Linked DNA regions of Mus musculus: regions 2 and 3 are each linked to region 1. A link is a loop called in an ENCODE intact Hi-C map of the cell type or tissue named here. Cell type or tissue: left cerebral cortex. All regions are shown on one strand. Each heading gives the region's core, and the rest is flanking DNA. Links, peaks and the distances in the headings are about the cores only. Region 1 has its middle 89 kb from the start of Aldh8a1. Region 2 holds the start of Sgk1 (serum/glucocorticoid regulated kinase 1). Region 3 has its middle 74 kb from the start of Gm5420.

What was found. A loop is a pair of places that touch in the nucleus more often than their neighbours do. Peaks named below come from ENCODE experiments on the same cell type or tissue, not always from the same donor. Only the 100,000 strongest peaks of a DNase experiment are listed, where the experiment ranks them.
Region 2: it touches region 1 in a loop (6-fold over the local background); 5 of 42 quality-filtered maps call a loop at or near these places.
Region 3: a loop joins it to region 1, with 4 times the contacts of the local background. A loop is called at or near these places in 4 of 42 quality-filtered maps.

Annotation. Positions count from the first base shown.
Region 1 is chr10:21,460,852-21,470,932 of GRCm38, reverse strand. No RefSeq gene overlaps it. Among named protein-coding and RNA genes, the nearest start is that of Aldh8a1, 89 kb to the right of the region's middle. In left cerebral cortex, for the core only: a CTCF peak has its summit at 5,416 (motif pointing left); DNase peaks (open chromatin) are centred at 4,568 and 5,397; H3K4me3 peaks cover 206 bases; H3K27ac peaks cover 454 bases.
Region 2 is chr10:21,877,781-21,887,861 of GRCm38, reverse strand. It overlaps Sgk1 (serum/glucocorticoid regulated kinase 1), which reads right to left and starts at 5,678. Exons shown (of 14, transcript NM_001161845.2): 1 at 5,155-5,678. The coding sequence starts at 5,223. Gm46215 (a long non-coding RNA gene) reads left to right here and starts at 5,584. Exons shown (of 3, transcript XR_001779732.1): 1 at 5,584-5,669; 2 at 6,112-6,164. It overlaps Gm23839 (a small nucleolar RNA gene), which reads left to right and starts at 8,970; the gene lies at 8,970-9,078. In left cerebral cortex, for the core only: no CTCF peak of the experiment used is centred there; DNase peaks (open chromatin) are centred at 4,119 and 5,535; H3K4me3 peaks cover 2,446 bases; H3K27ac peaks cover 2,318 bases.
Region 3 is chr10:21,759,387-21,769,467 of GRCm38, reverse strand. No RefSeq gene overlaps it. Among named protein-coding and RNA genes, the nearest start is that of Gm5420, 74 kb to the right of the region's middle. In left cerebral cortex, for the core only: a CTCF peak has its summit at 5,204; DNase peaks (open chromatin) are centred at 5,240, 5,665, 6,275, 6,748 and 1 more place; H3K27ac peaks cover 2,060 bases.

The DNA.
Region 1 (10,081 bases), core at 3,555-7,554:
AAGGATCTGCATCCCGGAAGAAGCACAGCATGGGCTGCGCTTCTCCTCGTCATGGCGACCGGCAGATTTCTCACCACCTTCGTCGCCATCACAACTTCAAAATGGTCCTACTCCGCAGCACCAGATTCACATCCAAAACATCTTGAGTTGACTCTGACATGCATACATGCATGATCGATTTTAGAAATTGACATATTTTTTATAATCTGATACGTCTGGGCTGTGACTCATCGGCTTTCATTTCACACGCACTGCTTTGGGAGTCCGCGTGAGCGGTAGCAGCTCGGCTGCAGCTGTTAAAACTTTACAACTACACTTCTTATGGTGCTTTGTTTGAACGGATGGTGGCAATGTTACTGTTTTTATATTTAAAGAACAACCTAGTAATTTTTATATTTCATTATTTCATCTTCTAATTTTAGAAATTACTCTCAGCTTCTGCTGTTACCCTGGTCTTTTAGTAGCTTTTCGTTGAGCATTTTCAAGTTTGACCTGACTGGAGGAAGACAGTTTGAGTGCTTAAAGCACAAAGCATCAGAGGAAAAGGAGAAAGCTAAGAGGAGGGGGGTAGGTAGAGAAGAGAAGGGGGAAGAGGAGGAAGTGGGGAGGGCAGGAAGAAGAGGAGGAGGGGAAGGAGGGGGGAGGGAAGAAGGAGGAGGAGGAGGAAGAAGAAGAGAAACCTTGATAAAAACGGATTACTGAGCTCTGATCTTGGATAAAACTGGATTACCAGTGGCTGAACTTTGTACCCTGCACTGTCCCACACTAAGCTACTTGGCAAGCACCCAGCATCTCAGTTGCTAAAAGACTGAGAGTGTGCCACCTCAGTCCTGTCCCCTTCTAGCCCCCAGTGTCTCATTTTGATACCTGCAATAATGACCCACACTAGTCTCACCTTAAACTCATTCCAACAAAGGGCTATGATGTCCACTCTGCTTAAAGTATTCCTGGTGTTACATAGTAGAAAGTGCTGGTTTCACAGATTGCTGTCTGCTCTAGTTTTCTTTATGTTGTTGTGATTAAAAACACACTGACCAAAAGCAACTTGGGAGAGTAAAAGGTTTGTTTCATTTTAGGGGTTACAGTCCATCACTGAGAAAGTCAGGGCAGGAACTTGAGCAAGACTTTGAGGTAAAAACCATCAGGTGATGCTATTTGCTGGCTTGCTGGACATACGTTTAGCTAGAGTTCTTTCTTTTTTAACAAGAAATATTTTCGTGCAATGTGTTTCTCCTCTGACTCCTCTCAGATCCTCCATATCTCCTTTCCCACCCAACGTAAATGCTTTTTCCCTCCCTCTCTCTTTCAAAAGAACCAAAAGCAAAGCAAACAAAATCCTCAAAAATGAAAATCAAAACAAACAAGCAAAGGACCAAAAAGATGGAAAAAAAAAAAAGCCAAAACAAAAAGTCAACAAAAAATATCTATTGACTTTGTTTTGTCAACTACTCCCGGGCATGGGTCTATCCTGGAGTGTGGTTGAGATACTTACTCAGTGGAATTCCACTGGAGAAAAACTGAGGGTTTTTTTTCCCTTTGCCAGTGGGTATCAGCTGCAAAGAGGTTCTTGGCTAGGGGTGGGACCCTAGATCTCCTTTCCTGTCTCATGCTGTGATTCCATTAGCTATCTCTCTTATATAGTCCAGAACTGCCTGTCTGTGGAATGGTGTTACCCACAGCGGCCTGGGTCATCCTGTTAGACATGCCCAAAGACCAACATGATAAAGACAATTACTCAATTGAGATTTTTTTTTCCAGGTAATTGTAGGCTGCCAAGTTGACGATTAATTCTAACTAGGACACTAACCGTTGTGTGTGTGTGTGTGTGTGTGTGTGTGTGTGTGTGTGTGAAATCCTCTCCTCTCCAGACAGCTTAGTCTTTATCATCTCTTGAACTCTCCTTAGGCTTTGCAGACAGGCCCATGCTTTAAGTATATATAAGTTTTGGCTAACACAAGGTTCTGCTGATCTCTGCTCACTTTCCATTCAATTAATGGTAATATGTTCTGGGCATCATAAGCCATGCGGACCCACGCAGCCCTGCAAAGAGGTGTCGGAGCCTTAGACCCAGGACGGCGGTGCTTGGTCAGTGTTAGGTCTTCCCCACCTGACTTGTCATTAGTGAACAATGATAAACAGCCCCATGACACCCAGCTCTGTAGACTTCCCGTGGCCTCCTGGATGAACGTGGGGCATTATCACCTAGCTCAGAAAAATAACCTTACTGATGACTGACTATATTTCCACACATCTCTAGCTGGAGTACACAGAAATGGCACCTGAACTGCCAGGTGTTTCCTCTAAGCATGTCCCAGGGGCATCGTAAACTCCTACGCTGATCCTTCAGTCTCCTTTCCCAAGGGACCGACACCCACTGAACAGCAGTGAACTCAAACAGCTTCTCCCTTTGTCTTCGCTGTTTGTTACTGTGATAAAAACTGTGACCAAAAACAACTGTGAAGGGTTCGACGTACGCGACCCAATTACTGTTCATTACTGTGGGAAGTCAGGACAGGAACTCAGGCAGGGCGGGAACCTGGAGGCAGAAACCGAAGCAGAGACCATGGTGGTGCTTACTGGCTTGCTTTCCATGGCTTGTCTGTCCAGCTTGATTTCTTAAACAACTCAGGACCACCTGTCCAGGGTTATGCTGCACATGTTAACAATTAACCAAGAAAATGTCTTCAGACTTGCCTAAAGGCAATCTGATGGAGGTGGATTCTCCACTGAGGTTCCTCTTACCAGATAACTGTAGCTTGTGCCAAGTTGACAAAAAAAAAAAATAAAACAAAATAAGACCTAACTAGGACACCATCTCTCGGAAATCAACCTGTCTTGTGGCTCATAAGATTTGGGTCTAGATTCATAAACCCGTGGCTCTTTCCCCAGGCCCCAACAGCCAATTGTTTAAAACTTTTTTATTCTGTTCCCCTTAAGGGAAGGGGACCAGGCCAGGAGACAGGTTTCTCTTCTCCCCAGGTCCCCCTGCACCAGCTGAAACAAGGCTGTCACCTTAAAAGCCCAGCTCACATGCTCAAGAGAAATGTTACCAAGGACACACAAATTTCCTGGATCATTTTCAATTACTGAGGGAAGGTGCCAGCTGTTAAAGAAAACTAAAAAAAAAAAAAAAAAAAAAAAAAAAAAAAACCAAAATACCCACAAAGGCTGTGAGATCTTTTCATTCCCGCTCTTGAGGTAATTTGTTCTGATTACAACTATTTCAGAAGACAAGATTACACACCAGGGAAGCACAGAGATGAAGAAAGGGAAAGCTCTCCCCTGCTGAGGCTGCACCAGCTCAGCGCCTTGTTTGGAAGCAAAGGCCAAATTCCCATTCCACATTAATGAAACCTTGTTAGCTGTGAACACTGGAGCTGAACTGAGCTAGTGAGAGAGATGCTGGGCCATCGGTACAGGGGAGAGGGGTGGGGCAGAGGAGAGAGGGGTGGGGGCAGAGGGGAGAGAGGCAGGGGGCAGAGAGGAGAGGGGCAGAGGAGAGAGGGGTGGGGGCAGAGGGAGAAGGGTGGGGGCAGAGGGGAGAGAGGCAGGGGGCAAAGAGGAGAGGGGCAGAGGAGAGAGGGGTGGGGGCAGAGGGAGAGGGGTGGGGGCAGAGGGGAGAGGGGCAAGGGGCAGAGAGGAGAGGGGCAGAGGAGAGAGGGGTGGGGGCAGAGGGAGAGGGGTGGGGGCAGAGGGGAGAGAGGAGAGGGGCAGAGGAGAGAGGGGTGGGGGCAGAGGGAGAGGGGTGGGGGCAGAGGGGAGAGAGGCAGGGGGCAGAGAGGAGAGGGGCAGAGGGGAGAGGGATGGGGGCAGAGGGGAGAGAGGCAGGGGACAGAGAGGAGAGGGGCAGAGGGGAGAGGGATGGGGGCAGAGGGGAGAGAGGCAGGGGGCAGAGGGGAGAGGGGTGGGGGCAAAGGGGAGAGAGGCAGGGGGCAAAGGGGACAGGGGTGGGGGCAGAGGGGAGAGGGATAGGGGCAGAGGGGAGAGGGGTGGGGGCAGAAGGGAGAGAGGCGGGGGGGGGGCAGAGGGGAGAGGGGTGGGGGCAGAGGGGAGAGGGGTGGGGGCAGAGGGGAAAGGGGTGGGGGCAGAGGGGAGAGAGGCAGGGGGCAGAGGGGAGAGGAGTGGGGGGCTGGTGCATTTGGAGATTATTGCTATTTTTATCTTCTTAAAGAATGGGAACTTTAATATTTATTAAAAATAAAACTTTTACCATTACATTAGATGAAGAAAAGACAAAGTTGAAATCCAACATCACTTAAATGGAAAAAAAAAAAAAAACCACGAACCAGGATTGCAAAGTAGTAGACTTAAATATCTGTGCTTTCAAATTTTCTCTACCCCATCCCAGATTCATGTTGCCAAATTTCTTTAGATTTCTCCAAGTCTCTCCTCCTATTGAGGTGGCATTTTCATGGTAGGCTACGGGTGGGCAATCTTGTTTACAAGGGGCATCTGGTTCTTACAAATCCTGTAAGACAGAGCAGACAATCAACCTTCCAGCTGGCCAAGGGAAAACAGCCTGTCTGCACTGAACAGATCCAGGCTCCATTAATGACTAGCATCAAGAAGAGACAAGGAACGCTGGCCCAGAAATGTACGCAGCAACATGATTGGCCCCACTGCTGTATTCTTGCCTTGGCATAACAACCACAGGATGGAAAACATCTGGAGCAAGCCACCCTTCTTGGATCTCTGCTAGAGATGAAGGCAGGAAACAGCTCACACCGGAGCTAGGTGTCCGTGTCCATCAGTGATCACAAGAGGTTTAAGCAAGCAGAACTCCTGTGTGAAATTCCATAACTCACACAAGGAAGCCCAGGGTCCAGCTGACCCAGAGCCAAGAAGAAAGTTCTAGAACTAAAGAGGTATGGTTGCAGAACAGCTTTTCCCTCTGGTGAACGGTCTGTGAAACCTCTAAGACTCTCCATAGCTCTACCCTCGCTGAGCACATAACTGAGGTCTTACATGGGAACTGTGTAGGAAGCTCAAGAACATGCCAGTGCATACAGGTGTGCCAGTGTTCATCCGATCCTTGCCCAGTGTGTTTTCAGTCTAATTATCTAACTGAGATTTGGTTGAGGAGTGGCACTTGTGTGCAAGTGTCTGCTTGTTTGCTTATATAAAAAGGCAGAACGTGCCCAGCCTTAGCATTTTAAAGTTATAGATGCATATAAGAAAAGTAAATGGAGAAGTGTTTCAGAATCACCAATTGCAGGACCCCGTGTTTTACAACGGAGGAATCCAAGGGAAACTAAGGTGTCTTTCATTCTGGCCTTGCTCCAGCCACGGCAGGGCAAAGATGGATCCCAAGCAGCGACCTTAGACAGCACTGACCCAAGCTGCAGGCTGTCGGGAGTGGGGTTGGAGATGCGACAAGAAAGATTCACAGATGAAGAAACAGCGTCACCTAGTGGCGATCTATCCGTTTCCAAGCCATCTTGTGATACAAAAGCGCTCTCTTTTCTGTACCCCAATTTCCCAAGACAACTAATATTTCAGAATGTTTTATCTTCGCGGGCTCTCCAAAGCTCAAGTGGGTTGCCATCCAAAACGCGTTGCCTAACACGTTTCCCAGCCTCTTATGCTACTTTCCAGGGTCGACTCGGCAACTATCTGCTTCAAGGGCCGTGTCCATTTTGCTATCGATCTCTGTGTGCATCTTGCTTCAATTCCGGACATTGCCCGGGGCGGTGCTGCAAACAAGCATGTAGCTGTGTCTTGGTCAAGTTTATTTGTTAGCTCATCTTTCTTGTTCTCAGGTGTTTGCTGCTTTCACTGTGTTTGAGAGGCCAGACCTGTTCCCACATCAGGACCCTAACTTTGGAGATAGGAAAACAAAACAAAATATGTTGTTGATGTTATTTTTCTTTTTTTAAGTATGTGCAGCATCTCAGGGTGATGGGGAGGAGGAAGCCCAGAGTCAAGAGTTCACTGAGAGCATCCACAGAGCCAATCTGCCACCATCTTCATGAAGTTCACCTGTATAAACTTACAAAGGATCTCCACAGCTGGGCTTGTTGACTCTTCCCCGTCCCTCATAGAAGGATGGTCAGGGAGGGTCACAGGACCATCACCTGGGTATCCAGCAACTCCTTCCAATTAGGCGTATGCTAGTCTGCCCTAATTGCACATGACATCAAAGAAGAGCTTGGCGTTTATAGACTGGAAAGGACTGGGGAGGGGTCCCACCTATAGCCAAAGGGGCAGTTACCATTCATGTTGGATACAGATATTCCAGTGTGGTGGCTTTAAGGCTGTACATGATCCTGTCTCCAAACTCCATTGCTCTGTCAGTAAGCCTAATAAATTCACAGATTGCCCCAGAGTCAATATTTGGTGGATCCATGCCTCCCTTTGTCCTTTGGACCTCTGTGGGAAGGGTAGACATTGTTTCTATCTCCCCAAGAGAAGACATTTTAGCAACACTGAGAAAGAAGCAAGAGCCCAGGAGGAAGCCAGGAGGGAAATGAGACAGAAAAGCAATTTAAAACCACAGTAGGAAGATGCTGAGATGCTATTCAGAAGAACTTGGCCTCAGTATACAATTAGATTCCACCAAATTATGTACCACGGCAAAACAACTGCATGCAAGACTCCAGAAAACACAATACTTTACTCACCCTAACCATTTAGAACTATTTCCTCCACAAAATGGTCCCTTCATTTAATAGCTAGAAAAACAGGACCCCTGAAGATGAGTTGTTTGTCAGGATTGGGGTGAGACTTTGTCTACATTGGGTCTATTGTGTTCTAATAAAGAACAGTTAAGTAAAACAAGAAATATTTTTAGGAGAATAAATTAATTTCAAGCCAGAAACTCCCTATGGTCATTCAGTTTTGTCCTTACTTATCTGCTGAAAATACATTTGCATATCCACATTGTCTATTGTAATTATATCATCCCCAAACAGAATGAGTCTGATTTCTAAGTGAAATAACTATTTAATAGATGCTACTCTTAAAATATAAATATAAGAAATATAAATATTTCCAAAGTAGATGATTTCCAAAAATAAAAGGAAGCAAGCCATTGTGGGCTGAAAGCAAGAGATCACTTAAAACATCAGAGGAGCATAGCTGTATATGAGCTTCTGGAAAGTTCTGACTCTGCTGGCTTCATAAAAGTGTTAGCCCCATTAGTGTCGGAGGTAAAGATAGTCAACAGGCAATGTTAAAATGTATTTGTAAGAGGAGCTCAGTACAGCTGCAGTTATATATGGCAAGGTCATCATGAAGCTCATTATTTTAGATCCTAACTGAAGAATTAATGTAAATTTGTCTAATAAGACAATCATGACTAATTCTAAGGGTGGTCGGTCAACACTTTCTCTTTCTGCAATGCTCATACAATTAGAATATTTGCTCACTAAAGTCTTGACAAAAAGGACAGCTCTGTCACTCCTGCTATGTCAAGTCTCACAAAGAAGCTCTGGGTCCCGTGACTTGCCTATACATAATGCAAAATGTGTGTCTGGGCTGACATTTTTCTTTAAATGAAAACCAGACATTTCTCACAGAGCTAAAAGCTAAAGTCCTATGATCCTGCACATTGGCTGATGCTATTACTGTAGCATTTTATGTTAAGGTGAGCATTCCATTCATTGGATGAACACCCAGTGGTTTAGGGAACTAGATGGGCTGTCATGACTCTGAAGCTGCCAGACCACAAAGTATAATAAGACTTGTACAGGTTCTCCTTTGCCCAGCTGGAAACAGCTGGCACACTGGAGTGTCTCATTTCTAAATTCTCCTAGAAGCATGGCTGCATGGACTGGCCAGAGGGAGGTGGAAATACCCTGAGGTCTGACTGATGTCTCCAACTCTGCTTTCCTACACAGCTCTCCTGGCTCGCTGCCCTCCGTGGAGCTGTCTTCAGACGCTGTGCAGCTCATGGAACCCTGGAGTATAGAAACATCTGCAGCCCTTGCTGGGTCACCTCTTTCAGTTGTAAATAGAGCCAGGCTTCAAAAATGTTCTGCCTCCATGCTTGGCTGTTTGAAAGTGTCTGCTTTATGGCTTTAACTGCTTGACATATGAAAAATTAAAACTCTACACATTCAAAGCAGGACATGGGACTTAGTGAACTGAAAAATCAGAGTCCATTGAAAGTGGAGGCTCTGGGTCCCTTCATCATTAGAAGGCAGAGACATCAGACCTCCAGGGTCACTATAGCAAGCTAAACGCCACAACCAAAAGGAACTGCTCATTTGCTAGCATGCCTTGGCCAAGAAGAATTGTGTATTCACCAGAGCTATATTTTTAGAGAAGAATCCATGGGGAAACAAGTTCATCTGAGCAGCTATAAAATATCAGGCCATAAACGAGCACTTCTAATGAGCCAGATACAATGCTGTGATTATGGGGCAATCCAATAGAACTTAAGGGTAACATATAATTAAAAGAGCCAATCAATCGGTCTTGTGTTTAAAGCAGTAAGAGCCTCAAAGAAGAAGTGGTCCTTAGACAGAGACTGGATTTTGGAAGGGGGAGAAGGCAACAAAGGCACTTGACACACAGAGATAAATCCTAGAAAGAGCTGGAGGTTGCTGATCAGTCTGGGCAGGAATGCCAATTTAGAATAGATAAGATCACACACACACACACACACACACACACACACACACACACACATACCATTTCACTCTCTCAACTATGTTTCTATGACTCTACTCCACTCTAACAAGGATATTCCCCAAGAGCACCCAGGAGAGAGAGAGAGTTCGGTAACATCTCTAGTTATAATCTAACCATACAAATGATGGTTCCTAGACCTCATGGGGACAAAGGCATGGTAGCTCATTTTCATGTTCTCAGACCTCTGCTCAACAAACATCAGAGCCAATTATCTTTGAGAGAGAATGCATGGGTCATAAAACTTAACATATTTATTATCTAGATTTCTGATAAAGTGTTTTCCCTCTTCTGCCACAGCTAAGAGAATCCGCACAGGGCAAATTCGTGGGCTCTATGGAAGACATGATGACTTTTGAAGTTTAAAGGTCAGACAGTAGACAGGTATGACTTAAGAGGTGAAGAGCACACTACTTCGTAGATATTTGTTAGCTCATGGCCAGCCATTCTCAACCTTTCTAGTGATATGACCCTTCCCTAATGCCAGAGTTCCCCACACTGTGGTTACCCCAACCATAAACGTATTTTTGTTGTTACTTCATAACTGTGAGCTTGCTATTGGTGCAAATCATAATATAAAATCTGTTTGCTGATGATCTTAGGCCAATCCTGAGAAAGGATTGTTCGATACCCCCCAGCCCCCAGAGGGGTCTCAACCCACAGATTGAGAGCCACTGCTCTCAGAGCTGGACCATGATGTAGACAGTGTGGAGGCATATTGCTGTGTTCCTGCATCAAGGCTGTGTGTGTTGGCAGAGAATCTCCCTGCTACCCTCGCCCTGAACCTGCCTACCACCAGTCACAGAACCTGTGGTTGAAGCTGTTGACTAGCCAGGTTGAAGCAGGGCATTTGTGTTTCTAGAATGCTAGTAAGCCATGGTTAGCATGAGTTCAGTGCTCCTTCTCCAGCCAGAATCAAAGAGATACAAAATCCCTCGTGTTTCTTTGATCTAGAACACTCAGCTATGTGACTCTAGTCATAGTTGAGAGTAGAAACAAGAACCACCACAGCAGTCTAGGAGTAACCCAGCCACAGACATGGTCATAACTCATAAACTCATGTCAAGAACTAAATGTCAGGACTTTTCTTCCAGACAAACAAGAATCTGCAGACCTTCAGACACCTTTCAGGAGTACTTTGATGCTGGCCACCAGCCACAGAGTTGAGAATGAACAGGACCAAAAAAGAGCATCAAGCAGTCTATGTGAAACAGCCATTAAAACAGGCAAGATAGAAACACAAGCTATATCGCTTCTCGGTCTTTTGGATAAGATCGAGTGTAGAAACACAAGCTATAAACATCCAAAGGAAGAAGTTATGTGTCAGAGATGGTGGGTGAATGAATTATAGAAGAGAGAGCAGGCCAAGAGCCTCAAGTGCAGCTGATATGGATCTGTGGCCTTCAGTGAGCAGACAAGCAGTTGGGGGCAGAGCAGCCATGAGCTGCTA
Region 2 (10,081 bases), core at 3,917-7,916, 420 kb before region 1:
GTTTGAGGCCAGTCTGGGCACCACAGCAAGTCCCAGCTTCTCCCAGGACCACAAAATGAGGTCTTGTCTTAACAAGACAATGAGCCAATAAATTGACAAGGCCAATACTTCTTTGCTGTGTTATCAGGAATCTGGTCTCACCCTGAGTTGTTGGGCCTTGGAACAGATCTCCTCAGGCTGCTTTGGGAAGGGGTACCACCCAGCATGTTCTGCTGGGTTCTGACAGATCACTGTCATATCAGTGACAGTTTTTGTAAAAGCCATTGTTACTATGGAACAATAGAAGGGATTGCTTAAGTTCATGTCACCATAAAACACTGAGACAGAGCATAAGCTTCTTGTCAAAGTTGGTGAGCGGTCTGTAAGCGACTCCATGAAGACAAAACAGCAGAACAACTATGTTTGTCCCTACCCTGTTGAGAAGGGAATGAATGGGACAGGACTGGTTTTGTAGCACAATGAAGAAGACATCCTTCTAGATCTGCAAGGAAAACCTTGGAATGGGAAGCTAGTTTAGCCCCATTCTAATCTGAGTCCTTAGTTAATATCCTCATAATTGGCTTTGTCATTCTTGCTTCAGGGAGGTGTGTGAAAGGATGCCTGAGGGGCATTCTTCCTTCACCTGCTCTCCTTGGGGGGTATGTGTGTGTATGTGTGTGTGTGGTATGTGTGGTATGTGGTGTGTGTGTGTGTGAGTGTGTGTGTGTGTTTGTATGGGTGGTGTGTGTGTATGTGTGGCATGTGTGTGTGTGTGTGTGTGAGGCATGTGTGTGTGTGTGGTGTGTGTGTGTGTGTATGGGTGGTGTGTGCGTGTGTGATATGTATGTGGTGTGTGTGTGTGTGTGTGTGGTATGTGTGTGTGGTATGTGGTGTGTGTGTGTGTGTGTGTGTGAGTGTGTGTGTGTTTGTATGGGTGGTGTGTGTGTGTGTATGTGTGGCATGTGTGTGTGTGTGTATGTGTGGCATGTGTGTGTGTGTGTGTGTGTGTGTGTGGTGTGGTGTGTGTGTGTGTGTGTGATATGTGTGAGGTGTGTATGTGTGTGGTATGTGGTGTGTGTGTGTGTGATATGTGTGAGGTGTGTTTATGTGTGTGGTATGTGGTGTGTGTGTGTGATATGTATGTGTTGTGTGTATGTGTGTGTGTGTGCCTGTGTGTGTATGTGTGTGTGTGTGTGTGTTTTCTTTGAGGAAGGGTCTTATTATGTAGGTTATAAGGCAATTCTACACACTTTGGCCTCCCAAATACTAGGACTATAGCTCCTGGCTCCTGGTTCCAAATCTGAAATTCTATCTGTCAAATACCTTTGAAATTTGATAAAAGGTAATAATAGCAGCATGGCTGTTATCAGATTTCGTTCACATACTTGGTGTATTTCCACTAAGGATTATCAAATTCAAGGCAATATCATTTATTTGTGTTTTCTGGGTCATTCTGCAGGAATCCACGTCAGGGAGGAATCTTTAACACCTCGGAAAGGGATAACCTTTATCATAATTGATATATTCTCCAGCTCTCAGATTTTCACATAAAAACTGAGAATAATAATTTTTCCATTCATCTTAACTGAATTTTGTAGGCTCTCAGAATAAAATATAACCTGTATACATCTAGCACCAATTTGTCATTAACACATAGAATGAAAGAAAGTCTTACCTAGTTTAGCTTAGCAATTGTAAGCTAAGTGAAATTAGTCAAGCTTTTAAAACATCAGAGAGAAAGGCATTAGTCCAGAGGATTGTGGGGAAAGCATCAGACCTAGCTTTGCTTAGACATTGCTCCTCCAGTCAGCAGCGCTGTCTCCAGTGACTGCTGCTACTGAGGGGAGTCCGGAGAGCTAGGAGAAGGTTGCCTCCTGAGGCTGGGCTTCAGATATTGAGTAGTGACATACCTATTTCACATGGGGGTGGAGGAGAGTCTGACATGAAACGAAGAAAGAGGAGAGGGGGATGATATGAGACAAAACATCCAATTTGGAACTGGGCATGATGGTACCCTCAGCATACAATCTTAGCACTTATGAGGTGGAGTCAAGAGGGCAGGAGTTGAGGCCAGCCTAGACAACAACAACAACAACAACGACAACAAAAACCACACTTGATCTTTAGACAAACAAACTGACATTAACCAATTAATTGTTCAGTCTCTCTACATTACACTTTGCACAGAGAATCATTTTTCTTTTGTTGGGTTGCTATGAGGAATAAATGAAATAATCTGCAGAAACTGCTTGGTCCATGAGATTTAAAACACAGTCAGAATGAATACGGCTCCTGGTGGGCCACCATGGGAGCACATTAGCTATAGTCCCTTCTGGTGGCTCACTGGATTCCCTCTGGATAGCTGAGAAATGTAGGAAGCCGTCTTTTAGTGTTTTACAATCAAAAAATTGTGTTCAGGACTCAGTTGTTTCTTTGGTGAGTGTGTGTGCACAGCCCTCCCCACCTCCCCAGAATCCAGTTCTGTTCACAGCTCAATGTGGGCATTAGACAAAGGTTTACTTTGTAGGACTGTCTAGCTGGGCTAAAACTAAGATATGCAGAAATGTGTGGAACTTCAATAGAACATAAGGAAATGGATTATTCTTGGCCAAAAACAAAGACATTATAGAATATGAATTTGTATGTAAGGCACATAGAGCAGTTCAGCAAAGTATTAGCATCCATGACAACATGAGGAGGGAAGGAAGAGTTCCAGAAAAGGTGAGCTAAACTTCTCTACTGTCTTCTAACTGTACACATTTATTTTCCTATTACCTGTGTAATAACAATAATAATACATTTAAAACCATGTATGCTGGAGCATGGCTGGGATCCCAGCACCTAGGAGTCACAGGCCCTCAATGATCAGGAGTTCAAGGTCAGCCTCAGCTACGCCATGAGCTGTTGGAAGCTAATCGGGTTTAGAAGAAAGAGACCCCGTCTCAAATCAGTCAAACAAAAACACCCAAACTAGAAAAAGCCAAGGCAAGGTCAGAGTACAAGCAGAGAGCATTTAGAATACAGAATAAATCGGATGTGTAATAAAACAAAGTAGACAGGAATCAAGGAATTTCTCCCCAGGGCTGTCAATGACGTGACACATGTCACATTCTACTGTCCTTGAGGGGCAAGGAGAGCAGAGGGGGGGCAGGGAGATGTCAGACCCAATCTCCAGCAGACTGAACCCAGTGAAATGGCCTGCTGGACCTCATGGTGTAAATCTCTTTCTCCCTGCAGTTTTTGAGAAGACATCTGTACCCTGTCTCACTCTTTCCAAAACCCAAGGTCTGCAGAAACACTGGCTGAAACACACTGGTAAATTATGCTCGTAAGCAAAATGCAACCAGATGTCAAGCTGGGATTTCTAGTAGTATATTTTGATGGCAAAGAAAATAAGAAACTATTATAATAAATAAACAGTATGTAACTGACACTTGGTTGACTGACAATATATAGCTGAAAGGGTTCTAAACTCCCCAGGGACTGTGAACGTAGTTCACTGTTTGGGGATGGGGCTTGTGGGGGAGGGGTGACTTGCATGCTTGAGGCCCAGCACTGTAAAACAAAATACCCTTAATAGCACCAAATAAATTAGTTAAGATAGGCATAAGCTCATAAGCCTAAACCTATAGTTCCAATACACAAGAAACTGAGGCAGGAGGATCATTTCAGCCCAGGCATTCAAGACAGCTTGGTCAATGTAGCTAGAGAAAAAAAAAAAAAAAAAAAAAAAAAACAGCAAACTTTGGCTAGTTAGTTAGAAGGAAGTAAAGAATTTAAGGACTAAATAAAAGGGTGCTTCCCTTGGAAAAGTATCTTTTGACTACAGGGGAGACCTTAGTAGTGCGGGAGGACCAAGAAGCTGGGCTGACTTGCAGACTCTACTGGGGAAAGACCTCTCAACTGACACTGGCTGCAGGAGTTAGCGTTACTCAGATTTAGTGCGTATCGTTTGCATTTGGCCATAGATTTGGGGATCTCTAAGCCAGGATGTGAGAGAGCTCCTGCTGGCGCTTGCAGACTGCTGGTTTGCAGACCTGCCTTTCCAGCTTGACCCTTCAGTGCTAGGAGGCCGTCCAGCCCAGCCTGTAATTCATTACGTTCTGTTGCCTTTTCGGCACACACAGACGCGGCCTGAATGAAGGGAAGGGTGAATGAATGGAAGGAAGCAGCTGGATAGGACCGCCCCGGGCACTAAATAGGACGGCACAACTGGGGCTACAGGAGCCTCCTATTGCTTAAGAGACACTCCCCATAAGGATGTCAATGATCAGTCTTCCAACAACCACTCATTTCTGAGTCCCCACTCATGTATAAATTTGCAGAGCCACAGACCTCCAGTGTGGCCATTGCAATGAACTGAGTTTATCTGTGAAACAGAGAAAGGTCTATTCATTTACAGCCCTATGACATTACTAACATTATGAATGAAAGGAATTTAAACAAATGTATACAGCAAATGTACATAGCAGCAGAACCCTCCCCGCACGCCCCCCCCCCCAATCATAGTTTGGGCTATAAAACAGGCTATCCCTTATTCTTTTGGTAAGGGCACGTGTGCTAGGCAAAATTGAGGCAACTTGAAATAGAGGGTTTGAGATGTTGGGAGTCCATCATTTCTGTCAAAGGTCACTCTGGTCCTTTCCTGTTTACCCCAAAGATAGAGATAGTGGCAGAATGGATTTGAGGAGCCAAAGCTGCTTCTAACAATTGAAGACGAAAATGCAGCAGCCCTTGAGACGGAGGGAAGGTGTGGCAAAGTTGAACCCTTCAAAGATAAGAGCGAGAGAGCTACTTAATTAGCCCAGACTAAATTGCTTCTTATTAACTGCACTCGGGCCAGCTGTCTTTGAAACTGCCTTGTAATCCTGGGCATGGCTTTGATTGAGAAATCTCAGTTCCCATCTTAAACCCATTTGAAGGCATCTCGGCCCAACCCCCTTCTTCCAATGCAACTCCTCTGAGCCCCCCCTTTCCATCAACATCTCCCCTACCCACCCCCCAACAAATATGAATCTCAGCAGGGCCAGCGCTCACCTTGACCACTGACACCAGAAGCTCTGCTTTCACGAAGGGCTCAGTAACAAAACCCGAGGCTTACCCTAGGCAAGCCTCCAAAAGCATTTGAGAGAAGCAGCGTAGAAAACAAAAGCAACAACCACAACCTGGGCTTACCCGTTTCTTAAAAAATTGGAACGCTGAGCATTTCTTGACCGGGAATCCATTCATGTCTTTGTTTACCATCTTCCACAGAAGGGACTTCACAGTTATAGATCCAGGGTGGCACCGGCTTGGTTTACTGCATCTGTATCCCGATCCGCCTTCCTGGAGACGGTGAATGAAGACCGAACGGGATGGAGAGGCTAACGGGGCTCAGTTTTTCACTCGCTCATCCTGCTGCGGCAGCGACTGCAGTAACTCGCCCCACTTTCAGAGGCCACTGGCAATGGCTTTTCTCTTTCCATCATTGCTTTGAAACGTAAGCATCACCACAACAGGACCCCGGGGCCGGATGGCGGGATACAGCAAATCTATCCAGAGATGCTCTGGCGGGCGCTCAGGCGAGAGCAGGGTACCGTCCCCGCCCCCAGCTACCGAGCTGCTCCCGGGCTGAGCGGGGAGCGAGCGACTCGCTCTGCTCCAGGTGATGCGCTGCTGGAGGCTGCTGGAGGAGAGCTGTTTTTGATTGTGTAGGTTCCAGTGGGAGCTGTAGTTAAGCAGCTGGGGGAAGGAGTAAGAAAGAGCTGAAGCCGGAGGGAGGGAAGGAGGAAGGGAGAGAGCCTCCTCAGAAAGGTAAATGGAAAGAGAAAGCAAGGCAGGAAGGAGCAAGGATGCATGCATGCATATGTGAGTAAGATCAGAGGATGGTCAGGAGACACAGAAAACACAGAACAACGGATTCCCTTGGGAGGGTTCTTTGAATTGGTTTTTCTTTGCAACAATGTGGTAACCAGAGTAAAATGCAGACCCAATAATGTAATTCTCAATGAAGTTCTTCAGATTCCGGTTCTGATACCAAGCCCCGGAGGCAGGGGGTGGGGGGCATCAAACGTGTTCCTGCCCTATGAAACCTTGAAAAATAAAATAATGTGCCTACACATGTGTAGCAGTGAATGGTCTCTTACTCTGTAGGGTCCTCGGATGCCCTTCCTTCCGCTGTGACATTAGAAGGAACAACTGGGGAGGTAAGCCCACCCTTTTCAACAGAGAAGCCGGCAGTAAGAGAAAATCAATGAACAGAAACAAAGTGTGCAAAACCAATAGGCAGAACCTTGCCCAGACCTTCACCAAAAATTCGTGCTGAATCCATTCAATGCTAAGGGAGTCACAGGAAGCAAGGACGAGTCTTTTTACATGCCCCAACTTATCCTGAACCTCTGCAAAGTGAATTCATTTAACAAAAACATTTAATTATGCGTAGCTCGTTTCCACTTGTGCTCTTTGATGCTGATATTTTATGAGTTTTGTTTTGTTTTTTAAATAGGATTTATAGCAAAAAGGTTTGGGGTCCCTGTTAGCATGTGGTTTTGATCAGCTACTTCACCTCCGGCTGTACTTTGGTCTATGAGATAGACATACACGATCACTCACTCACTCACTCATTCATTCACTCATTCATTAATTCAGCCACTCAATCACTTGTTTGACATCTCATTCTATTCAAATATAGCATTCAAATCCAAAACCAGTAAGCGTTCACTGGTAGGAAATACACTAGAACTATCCTTAAAAATAATTGTTGATTGAGTGCTTGCATGAAACCATGAGTTTAATCCTCAGGACCACAAAACAAGCAAACAAACAAAAGAAAAAACAAAACAGCGACAGACACTGTGGCAACATGGGATTAGAACCCCTGCAGTTGGGAGGTTAAAGGTAGGAGGATCAGAAATGCAAGCTTATCCTCAGAGTTTGAGGCCAGACTAGAATTCATGGGATCCTAGCCAGAAACAACACCCAAACAGAACAATAACAACAACAAAACCCACATTGTTACACCATTTATATGGGAAACGTGGATTAACTGGGGAAGAGGTGCCTGAGTTCCTTTAGAGTATGAGTTTCTATGAGGTGAGATATGGATGAAGTTGTACAAGACACAAGGATACATTATGTAATCTACAGCTTCAGTAGGCCGTGATTTTCCTAAAGGGGCCATCTAAAATCACCAGAGAGAACTCAAAGAGAATTATTCTAAGATGAAAGAAATGTTCCCCATCGGGATTATGGTAATGACTACAGTAAGAACCAAACTTCATCATGAAACGAAAAAGAATTTGTTTTGCACAGTAAAATTATACCTCAGTAAGTTTCATTAGAAAACAGTGAAAGCCATTCAATCTCTTTCCTGTTCCTTTCTTCACTGTTCCTCACAAAGTGTTATAACAGCCATTTATTGAATGTGGGTGATAAATATATATATTTTAAATAACCCAGGGAAGCGGGTGATTCTGGGGCCCTCAGTTGGATTTCCTGTTGTTCTACCACACAGACTTGCTTTGGCAGATTCTCCATTGACCTAAGGTGAAGAGAAATGTCTCATGGAGTCTATAAGGGAAGGAGACGAAGACAAAACTAAAGACTAATTCATTCTTCCTGTCCCCCAAAGGCCACCTCCAGATGCTGACGCCATAGCTAGCCTATGCTAGACTTTACACAAGGTCATGAGCGCAATGGTGCATACTTTGTATCACAGGAGCAATGTACATATCATGGTTTGAATGAGAATGGCTTTCAGAGGCTCATAGAACTGCATGCTTATCCCCCGGTTGGTGAACTGTTTGGAAAGGACTAGGAGGTGTGGCCTTGTGTCACTGAGGGGTGGCCTTTGAGATTGCAAAAACCCATTCCAGGCCTGCTCCCCCATCCCCCGACCCCCCACAGCTTTCAAGTCATGTCAGTTTATAAAGCTCTCAGTTACTTCTTCAGTACCTGACACTCTCCCTGCCATGATGATCACCCCTCAGAAACCATGAGCAAGCCCCCCAATTAAACATTATCTTTTATAGTATTTGCCTTGGTCATAGTGTCTCTTCACAGTAATAGAACATGACTAAGTATGTACACATGTACTTAAGCATTAGATCTATTCTCCTTTGCAGGTGACAGGATAGGAAGGAAAGGCAGGTGACAAAAGGTAGAGGGATCCATAATTTAGGGCCATAGTTTGGTCATTACAACAACAATAAAGTGTTTACAGGACACAGTTAGCTCTCTTGGGACAGCAGGGTCTCTCTTTCCTCTTGAACTTTCCTTGTCATAATGAGACCATTAGCAGATAGGCTGTAGGTTTGTATATGTGTGGCCCAGGAAGTGGCACTATTAGAAGGTGTGGCCTTGTTCGAGTAGGTGTGGCCTTGTTGGAGTATGTGTCACTGTGGGCATGGGCTTTAAGACTCTCATCCTAGCTGCCTGGAAGCCAGTATTCTGCTAGCAGCCTTCAGATGAAGATGTAGAACTCCCAGCTCCTTCTGCCTGGATGCTGCCATGCTCCTGCCTTGATGATAATAAACTGAACCTTTGAACCTGTAAGTCAGCCCCAATTAAATATTGTCCGTATAAGAGTTGCTTTGGTCATAGTGTCTATTCACAGCTAAGACATAGGCCTACTATCACCTCTGTTTCCTAAGTATCTATCTTGGTAGCCTCAATACAAATGCTTTAAAAAGAAGTACAAGGTAGTTTTTGTTTTACGTATATCTTTATGCATCTCTTTGTTATGTCTTGCAGTGTTGGAGATCAGATGTGATACTTCATGCATCCTAGACAAACCCTTTACTGTTGAGCTATATTTCCCACCTCCTTCCTTTCCTTTCTTGGTTTTGAGGCAGTATCTCACTAGGTTGTCTCTGGCCTTGTAACTTGTTCTGTAGTGCAGGCAGGACTTGAATTTGAGATCTTCTTGTCTCAACCTTCTAGGCTGCTGGAATTAGTGACTATACTACCAGGCCTGGATGTTTTTTGCTTTTTGTTTTTAAAGATGTAATTTTTGCCCAGTGATGATACCATCCTGGCTCCTTGTGCATTTTGAGGCTGGGGATGACAACATAGCTTTTCTTGGGACAGGCCAGCTGGACAACTGCTTGAGGCTTGAGGGCACAGTGTCCTGAGAGTGGGTGGGGGGGAAGCTATTTAGTTAGTTAGTTTGGTTGGTTGGTTGGTTTTGTGTGTCTGTGCATATGTGTAAGTATCTGAAGATGCAATGGGAAGTGAACTTGGGTTCTTGGAAGTGCTCTAAACCATTGAGTCATTGGACCAGCCCCTATTTCTGTTCTCTTCTTTAATTTTCTTTTTCCCTTCCTTCCTTCCTTCCTTCCTTCCTTCCTTCCTTCCTTCCTTCCCTCCTTCCTTCCTCCCTCCCTCCCTCCCTCCCTCCCTTCCTTCCATCCTTCTTTCCTTCCTTCTTTTCTTCCTTCTTTCCTTCTTTCTTTAAACCAAATAGATATAGATTTATCTATCTGAGAAAGAGCCAAGAGGCTCCAGGAAGGAAATATGCCCAATTATTTCTTATAGCAAAATAATCCTTGGTTTTATTAAATTAGTGAGTTGACTTCCCTCTTTTTACCACGCAATATTACTTGTTCAACTTTGTGATCCTGACACACTATGGAAGTGGCTGAGTGCAGTAGGCAGTGTCTTTTCAAATGAATTCAATAAGAAGACAAATAATCTGGCCCAGTGAGCCTGGCCCTGGGCTCTGCGCGGGAATCATTGGCTCCCCCTGAGCATGTGAGAGGGCTGCACGGCTGCAGTCCCATCATCTGGGCTGCACTCTGGTAACAGTCGCTGCCCTCCTCTCTCCTCTTATCTCCTTTAAGCCTCCTGATACTGGTTTCCTTCCTTTCTAATTGAATGTCTAATTTGTAGCATCTGATTGTCACAAAGAACACCTAAAACTTGGTTTGATCTTCTTCCCCTCTCCCTTTCTGTGCGTGTATGGGTGTGCACACACATGGGTGGTAGACATCAGATGTATCTCCTCTATCATTTTTTTTTTTAATTTAAAATACTTTCTTTGACAGTTTCAAGCATATCTACAACGTGTTTTGGTCATGTCCACCCCAACTCTGTTACTACCCCAGACTCCACCAGCATGTACCTT
Region 3 (10,081 bases), core at 3,553-7,552, 300 kb before region 1:
ATATGAGTATGTGCTGTGTATGTGGTTGATGTGTATGTGCGTCTATGTGCATGTGTGTGTGTGTGTGTGTGTGTGCTTGTGTACATATACTCATGCTATCACCCTCATGTGGAGGTTAGAGGACAACTTTGTTAGTTCATTCTCTCCTTCTACCATGTCAGTTCCTGGAATTCAATTCATGTCATTCATTGGCTTGGGGGTTGGTATTTGTACCTCATGAGCCATCTCTTCGGCCCTACAACTTTGTAACTTTTGTCTACATTTCCCCATTCGTCACTTGCCTTCAACACTTGTGTAAGATGAACATCTTAGGTTCTTCATATGAGTAGGTTCATGTGATTGTTTTTCTGTGCCTTGTTTATTTTATTTATGATAATGAACCATCAGAGTCATCTATGTTGTCATAAATATCAAGATATTGTTCCTTTAGTGACCAAATATATTCACATTTTCTTTACATATCTATCCATATGTGGACAATTATATTGATTTCATATTTTGACTGCTTTAAGGAATATAGCAATAACTTGGTTGTTAAGATATCGTTTGAGATAATGGTTTTATTTTCTTTATATACATCATGGTTGGATGTTGCATCAGGCTCTTTTGAAAATGACTGAGATTGTGCCATCTTGTCCAGATCTTAGCCTGACTCCATGATTCCATTTGTATCTGCTTGGATACTTTGTTAACCTCCAAATCCCCTAAGCAGTAACACCCACTTTGGTGTTACTTGAGATGTTCCATGACCATGACCATGGTCCAGATGTATAATTAAAACAATGAATCTTTGGCCAAAACAAATGTTATCAGGTTCCCCTGGCCTGCACCTGACAATCATGTCATTGTGGGTTTTGTAGAGTTTGCAGTTATATACTCTGAGCTTTGAGGGTACAGAGTTGCTCTAGGTAATTCTTATTTGGCCTTATGTGCATGGTGGTCTGTAGCTTTCTCACTTGGACTGTAACAATTTGAAAAGGAAGAGAAGACTGGGGGGAAGGTTCAGTCCCTTTCAGGTATGAAACCATAGCAATGATTGCTTTCTGCGAATGGAAGGATATGCATTTACAACAATAGAAATACACAGAGACACTGGAACAGAGAGAAACAGGAAGCAAAGAAAAGCAAAAGGACTCTAGGAACAAAGGGAAAATTATAACCTGTAACATGGGGAGAAATCATTACTCATTCAGATTAACAGTGGAAAAATTAAAATGTTGAATATTGACTGATGTTGATGTTTTCTGGGAAAAAACATTTCTAGTCTCTGAGCACCTCAGACATTGACTCTGAGGATATCATCACATAGAGAGCCAGCCTGGGTTACATGGGAAGACCTTCTCTCTAAAACTAAATCAAACCAAATTTAAAGGCCCTATGAAGGATAGCAGCTGCACAACTTTGTGCTCATGTGATGCTCGAAGGGCAGCATTTCTCCATGTGCTCATTTACTTTGCTCTTTATAATAAATTTGGCACACAAACCATGAGATGGCTCAGTAGATAAGGGTGTTTACCACTAAGGATGAAATATCTGAGCTCCATCCCCCAAACTCCCATGGTGGAGGGAAAGAACCAACTTCTAAAGTTGTCCTTGACCTCTACATTGGCTCTGTGGTAACACATGTGTTACCCTCCCCCACCAATAAATCAATTAACATAACTTGGAAATAAGAAAGAGACCCAGTAGACATAAATCAGCACAGAGAAAGCTCCAGACTGACAAAGATGTTCTGCCCTTTGTGGAGGACCCATGCTCAAAACCTGAGACCAACCTTCAAGCAGCTTGCTGTCCAGATCATCTTAGGTGAAGATACGTGGACTCGCTGGTGTTTGGTTCTGTCTGTGTGCTGTGTAGCTGAAATCATTCTGTAATGGTCTTTTGCTTCTAAACCTATTGGCTTCGTTTTGCTAACTATAATTTGAGCAGAACTTTTCTTTGGATTTACATTTACCCTTTTGGCTTATTTCTCTGAACAGCAGGGGTGGTTCATAAAGGAAAAGCCATCAACCTTGTCGCAGCCCCTCTGATTGCAGGTGACACTTACTGAACACAGAGGTAGCGGTGGATTACACTTGGTCTTTAGGAGAGGTAGCAGGTGGTGACAGTGCTCAGGAGTCCGGCCAAGACAATAGGGTTGTTAGTAAAAGGAATTTTTAGGCTGAGAAGCCAAGTGAGAATGTGAATTTCAGAAAGACACAGCAGGTTTATTTTAAAGTTGTTTTTTTAGCAAATGTATAAAATTGTGCATTTCTTTATGACATTTTCCAGCACACATATCATTGCAAACAAAACACTTGTCAGAGATGAAGTATAAAATCTATTTTTTTTTCTATGTTAGAATCTACATTTATTGAAACCCCTTACCTAGTTTCACCAGAAATTAGCTTGCTTAAAATGTAATAGTGTTATTTCTTCCAAATGGACATGGTGGTGTCTAACATTTACCTCCCTTATATTTTATTCTCATTATTTATCAAGTTAATATGGGAAAATAACACTGCTGTACAATTTAAAATAATTTTTAATGGAGAAAAGGCGCATGTTTTCCCTATTTCTACGTGGCATGTGTGAAATGTGGACACAGAGCCCAGACTTTGCTATCTGTCTGGTAGCTCTTGCTCTGTGCTGCTCTGTGAGCCTGCGGGAATGTCTGCCTTTAAAACCACATCACTTTCTCAAATAGTGAATCTGTTAAAACAGAGAACCTTTGCTTCAAAACACTAAAAAAAAAAACCAGTTGGTAGCTTGTCTGAAAGGAAAGGCAGTTATGTCTACACTGGTACAGGACACAGTTCTGGTCTAATCGTACCCTCTGAGAAATGTAGAAAAAAAGGAAACACACACAGATACACAGAAAGAGAGACATACACACATAAAGACATACAGAGAGAGAGAGACACAGACATACACATATACAAACACACACATATAAAGACAGACACAGAGACAGTCATACACAGAGAGAGACATATAGATACACAGACATACACACACACACATAGAAACATACACAGAGACAGATATACACACACAGATAAACACACGCACAGAGACAGAGATAGAAAGAGAGAGAGAGAGAGAGAGAGAGAGAGAGAGAGAGAGAACACAAGGTCTGTATGTATTGTCAGAACCTAGCTCAGGAGACTCACTCAATACTGTTGTCCAAAGAAGCAAATAGATCCAACATTTTGGGTTATAGATTGGCTACATCACTGCGTTCGTTGCTCATTTTGGGATTCATCAGTTGATTCTTTTGTTTGTTTGCTTGCTTGTTTTCAGTTTCTAAATGTTCCATCAGAAACTTTACCTGTGACCTTTCCTCCTTCCTATTAGCTTTCCTAAGACACCTGCAACCTATGCCTCTTACCCAGTTACACCTGGGATCAGCTTGCTTAAAATGCAAGTGTTATTTCTTCAAAATGGACACTGTGTCTTACAGCCTAGAAGCCATCATGGCAGCTGGGCAGTGGTGGTGCATGCCTTTAATCCCAGCACTTGGGAGGCAGAGGCAGGTGGATTTCTGAGTTCGAAGCCAGCCTGGTCTACGGAGTGAGTTCTAGGACAGCTAAGGCTACACAGAGAAACCCTGCCTCAGAAGAAAAAGAAGAAGGAGGAGGAGGAGGAGGAGGAGGAGGAGGAGGAGGAAGAAGAAGAAGAAGAAGAAGAAGAAGAAGAAGAAGAAGAAGAAGAAGAAGAAGAAGAAGAAGAAGAAGAAGAAGAAGAAGAAGAAAGAAGAAGAAAGAAGAAGAAGAAAGAAGAAGAAAGAAAGAAGAAGAAAGAAGAAGAAGGAAGAAGAAGAAAGAAGAAGAAGAAAGAAGAAGCAGCGGTGCCATCATGGCTACTGCCCTGATTTGAGGCTTCGGTCCTGTGAGGGTCAGATGATAGCTGGGTGTAGCAATGGGAAATCTGGCTTCCTCTGGTTCATGAGAGCAGGTTGTGCAAAAAAAAAAAAAGAAAAAAAGAAAAAAAAAAAAAGTAGGTTGGAGCCTAGCATGGCAGACAGTCACAGCATGGGGAGGCTGAGCAGGGTCCTGTTTCAAAAAGAAATAAAAAGTCAAACAAAACAAACCATAGCATCAGTCACTGGAAATGGGTCACAGCAGGAATATCCACTCCACAGAAGGCAAGGATTACAAAGCGAGATGCTTTTTCTCCAGTGAGTAGGAACAGGGCCTCTACCAGCGCACCACTGGACAGATAGGACAGGGACAGAGACGGTAAAGAGAGGTTGAGAATGAATCCTTGAGCTGCTGATGTTCTGTCGCCCGTGGGGAGTGAACCACAGGAACGTCCTCTTCCCCAGGTCAAAGCAGGTCAGGGGGCAGTTATCACAAGCAGCACGCGTGGGCATCAGAGCACACCGATGCTGCTCACAGTGTCTTCTCTGTACACTAAGGTGACCTGGACAGCTCATCGAACTTCTCAGTCTCCGATTCTTATCTGTGGTCCACGAACACAGAGCTGGGGAGTAACTGAGACCTTTATCACTCACAACGTGGGTCAGGCACTGCCAACATGGGACTCTCCTGGGAGCTTGTTAAAGAAGCACGGTCTTGGGCCAGCCTGAGATCTACTGAGACAGGATTTGAATTTTAACATGGTCCCTAGCTGTGTGCACAGTTGGAGAAGCATTAAACTAGCTTACTGGTTACCAAATCTGAAAAAGTATGACATTTGGGAAGATTTAAAAATAGGAATTCCTGGACACCCCCTTTTTTTCATGATTCACTGGGCCAGGATTTCCTATCTATCTATCTATCTATCTATCTATCTATCTATCTATCTACCTATCTATCTATCTATCTATCTATCAGCTGTCCATCTATGTTATTATTGTTTTACTTCTTTCATGAATATCTATACACCATATACGAGCCTAGTGCCACAGAAACTGGAAGAGGGCATGGGGTTCCCTCTTCTGAACTGGTTACAAGCTGCCACGTGGGTTCTGGGAACTGAGTCCAGTCCTATGGAAGAGAAGCCAGTGCCCTTAACCGACAAGCCATCTCTCTAGCCACTTAGTTAGCAATCTTCAGAATGCGCTATCCTAGCTGGCCTGATAGAGCATGCCTGGAATCCCAGCCCTTGTGAGCTAATGCAGGATACGTGTGAGTTCAAGGCCAGCCTGGGTTACACAGAGACCATGCTCAGAAAGGAAAAGATATATTTATCCTTTCCCAATTACCCTACTGGCGGTTGCTAACGTTGGCAGAAAAGCCGTTCTCGAGGGTTTGAGGATGATGGATTTTTAGTCATCTTTATTTCACGGCACACAGAAGGTTCTCTGAAAGCTTAGATTTTTGGAGTGGGTACAACAATCTTGCAAATATGAAAAAAAAAGAATACTAGAAAAGATTGATTATGCCATAGGATTGGAAAAGAAGCTAAAGGAAAAAGAAATGACACTGTAAATGTGTGTGTCCCTTGAAAGCTCAGCTGGACCTAAATCAGTGGCCATGCATGGTATGAGGCTCCAAGATAGTGATGTTTAACATGCCAACTACAGCTAATGGTCAAGAAATGGACTTTTAGCTACAAATTATGAAATGTTATTTAAGTATTTTTCTTCAAGTGAATACATTTGCAAGCTATAAATCACTTTCTTATGAAACAACTCTATGATCTTGTGAATTTTTATTTTAAAAAAGTACCTCTTACCAAATATAGCCATTTCTGGGCATCTGTGAAGAACTGGGTCCAGGGCCCAAATCTGGGGGTGCTCACATCCTTGTCTAAGATAGTATAGAATTTGCATATTACTTAAACATATACTCCACTATTCTTTAAAGGATCTCTAGATTACTTAACAATATTTAATACGATGTGAATCTGTGGACTGTATTTCTTAGGAAACAATGACGAAGAGTCCGTGCAGATGGCCTAGCCGTGCCAGTTAGCCTGTCCCAGCCTTTCCCCTGAATTGGAGATGGCTGCGCCTTTGGGGAAGTCACAGCTCACCATGAGAGCAGCGCACTTGCACCTCGTGCACAGCTGACCGGCACTGACCTGTTAGGCAGAACTGACCACCCTTCTCTTCTTCTGCCGCCATTCCTCCACAGCTCAAAGGTGAGTCATCTCCACTTTGATGGACCGTGGACCCCTGTGGTTTGCCCAGTGTTAAAGTGTGGGTGAGGTCTTGCTGGATTACATCGCCACAGTTACAGCCACATAACCAGAACTCAGGCGTAGGCCCGTTTTCCCATAGCTTATCTCTGTTCCTCAAGGCAAGTTTGTCTTGCGCCTCCTCCAAATCCAGAACAGTGCTATTCTGGCAATATCTGCTAAATCGAACTGAGAAAACCATAGACTGAGCCACTATTCTTAACTCTGATGAGCAGCAAGTGCAGTGCGGTCTCTGCAGCCTAAATGCTCTCCAGCAGCCCAAAGGCTGCACAGCCCCAGTGTCCTTCCCGCTAGATGTAGTGAACCATTTCTGTGCCTGTGAATGCTCAGTGGTCAGACAAATCACCAGGGTCCTGAAAACCTCAATCGTGGGCCACCTGGGTTTCAGTGAACTCTCGAAAAATCGCAACGGAGCCATTTATACAGTATCCAAGGTATGTTCCCAAGGAAACTTATGATTAGAAATAAATAAATAAATAAATAAATAAAGCTGTGCTATCCTTGTCACAGTTACCAGGAAAGGAACACATTGGAGGTAAGACAGGCATGAGACGTGGGAGTCGGTGGCCTGAACCGCCTCTGGTGGGTGTTGTATACAGGCACCAGCAGGGCCATCACAGGCGGCAGCACGTGGGCTGCTGTATGAGGCAAAGAGCCAACAAGCTAGTTATTATGTGTATTTTCTCCCTCCCTGCTCCTCAGCCTTCTGAGTTATTTTTATGCTCATCTGACACTTGCTATCTTTTTCAGACATGCATTCACAAATTAGAGAGACAGTATTTTTTTACTGGCATCTTGTGTATTGCTCCTGATGGATGGAGTCCTGAGATGTATGTGTGAGACACATTAGTTTGAAAACAATCCCAAATGGTGAAATGATGATTCCGGAATGATGGGGTCAAAAATGCATAAATGAGGAAGGGTTGGGGGAGAGAGAACTGGAAAGCTAAGCAAAAGCTACAGCGATGCTCAGGAAAGTGAGGAACACAAGCTACCATGGTCGAATCGAAGCAAAATAACGTAGTCCACTTCTGTCATAATGGACATTGTGGCATAATGTATCAGGGTAGCAAAGCGTCTTCTGGCCTTCAGACGGTAGTCACATCTGTAAACCAGGTGAGTCTGAGAGTAGAAAACTCTACCCACACAGCTCTGAACTCTGATCCTGAGCCCGCCTAAGGCTTGCTTAACTCTTTACTTCCAACTACTTGATACAATCAGATCAGCTCTTTCCATGGATAAAAATACATATTTCTAAAAACCAGTATATTTCCTACTTGTTTGTTTACTTATTTATTAACTTATTAATCTACTTTTTGCCATTTGGATTTCTTTTTGATATAGGGTGCCAGCTAACTCAGAACTTGACAGGTAGGCTAGGTTGGATTTGTAGCAATCCTCCTGCCTCTGCTTCCTAAATCCTGGGATTAAAGATATGCACTACCACACTCAGCTTATTCCCTTATTCCTGCTCTCCATTCAGAAACGTTGAAGCATCCTCTTTTAAAAATAGATTATCTTTTACTTATTCTTTGAGGATTTTATACAATGTGTCTTGATCATACCCACCCTTAATGTCTGCCTCCAGCTCCTCCTGGATAGTCCCTAACACACTGCTTCCAGTCTTCATGGTCTCCTTTCCCATACGGAGAGTTCAGTTAGTTCTTGCTGCTAGAACGCTGACAGAGTTTGGTCGCTGGACCTCATTTAGGTCTTGTGCAGGTAACCACAGCTGCAGTAAGTCCGTGCAAAGGTCATGTGTTGGGAGGACTACATTTCACAGAGCTCTTCCCTACCCTCCAGCTGCCATGGTTTTGTTTGTTTTGTTTTTCTACCCTCTCTTCTGCAATGTCCCCTGAGCCTCGGGAGGACTGATATGAATGTATCCTTTAGGAATAAGTACTCTGAAGTCACTTAGTCTCAGCACTCGAGCTATCGATGAGGCTCTGCATTGCTACCCAGTGAGAAAGAGGCTTCTCTGACTATACTTGAGAGCAGCTCGAATCATTGCCCATGGTGGCTCAGGGTGAGCTCCTAAATTCAAGGCCAGTCAGGTCTACAGAGCTAGTTTCAGGACAACTAGGCTAAACAGGGAAACCACTGAGAGAGAGAGAGAGAGAGAGAGAGAGAGAGAGAGAGAGAGAGGGAGAGGGAGAGAGGAAGGAGGAGGAGGAGGAAAGAAAGAAAGAAAGAAAGAAAGAAAGAAAGAAAGAAAGAAGATGAAGACGGAGAAGAGAAGAGAAGAGAAGAGAAGAGAAGAGAAGAGAGGCATTAATCTATGTGTATAAACAAAAACATTTTGCCGTGTCTGGATAGCAGAACAGCAATAGGAGGTTCATCTCAGCAGTCGATTCAAAGTCAGGCTGGCCTGCAAGAGACCCTCCCTCAAAACACCAAAATAAAATAAAGCACAGAGAGACATAAGCATGACCGAGAAATATCAGCGGTAAGCATATAACCAGGATAATTGAAAACACGTTCCCACAAAACCTCATATGAATAGCCACTGAAGCATTATTCATAGCAGTGGTAATGTGGTAGCAATCTAAATGTCCCTCAGTCGCTGAGTTAGGGAGACCAGGTGCATCGTACAAATGGAACGCCATGGAGTGTAATAAAGGCAGAAAAGCCAGCATACCCCACCATGCTCAACATGCAACGGACAGAAGGCTGCATGCTGTATGATATCACGTACATGAGATCCCGATCTGATAAATGCATAGAGACAGAGAATAAAAACATACCCCCTCGTGGCTGAGAGGACATGGGGGATGGGCACGGAAGACAAAGAGATCATAGAATTCTTCCATGAGATGGATGAGACATTTTTCAGAATCAGATATAGTAGCGGTGGTTACACAATTTTGTGGATTTACTTAATCTATTAACTTGCACGCCTCTGAACCATGAATTTTACACGTAAGAATTCTGTTTCTAAATAGTGAAAGAGTGGTGAGAGAGATGGCTCAGCATGAAGAGCAGTGGCAGCTTTTTCAGAGGGCCTGGGTTTGATTCTTAGCACCCACATAACACAAGAGTGTTTGTAGTTCCAGGGAATCTGACATCCTCAGGCCTCAGCAGATGTGCACCTAGGCAGACACTGCAGATAAAGTAAAATACTTTTAAAAAATTAATAGTACACCTGGATATGGGAGTATGCACCTGTGAGTCTAACCATTTTAGGGTTAGGTGGGGAGTGTAGAGGCAGGATGGTTAGGAGCTCAAAGACATCCTGAGCTACATAAGACCTTGTCTCATGGAAACAAAGAAACAACATGGCATAACTGGTACAAACCTGCACTAGCCACAGTAGGAGGCTGAGCAGGAGAACTGAGAGTGTGAGTTTATCCTGGGCTACATAGTAAATCCCAGGCTAGCCTGAATTATACAGTGTAACCCTGTCTCAAAAAACCCAGAAGGAAAATAAGACACAGCACATAGCTTCTCAGGGGCTACAGAGGGTGTGGCTGTGGAGCGAGCCTCTGTGCGAGCTCCTTCTGTCTCCTTTCTGGCTTGTCTTGGACTTCAGTTTGAGGTCCTGCAGAAACCCAGAACTCTCCATACCTCTGCAACATCCCACGGCCTCTGAGAATGACTCTGCTCTCAGCTTAAGGAAAGACAGAGATACGCCCTCTCCTAAGTCAGCCGCCACCAACGGAACCAGAAGAGTGACCTCCATGGTCCTGCATGCTGAGGCCTCAGGCCAGGAAGGAAAGAACTTCTATCAGACAGAAGACACGTCTTGAGCTTGTCAGTGCCAGTTCAGAGGAACAGAGAGACACATTCTCAGTCCTTAGCATTGCTTTCCAGAACATCTAGCAGCCTGTTTGCCATCTTACATGGTGACGTGGCTGGAGAGCCCTTGTCCCACTAGAAGCTATCTCCAGGAAGTTGTATTATATGTAAAAGTTCAAGAAACTTCTGTGAACCTTTCCTTTGTCAAATAAAATATCAC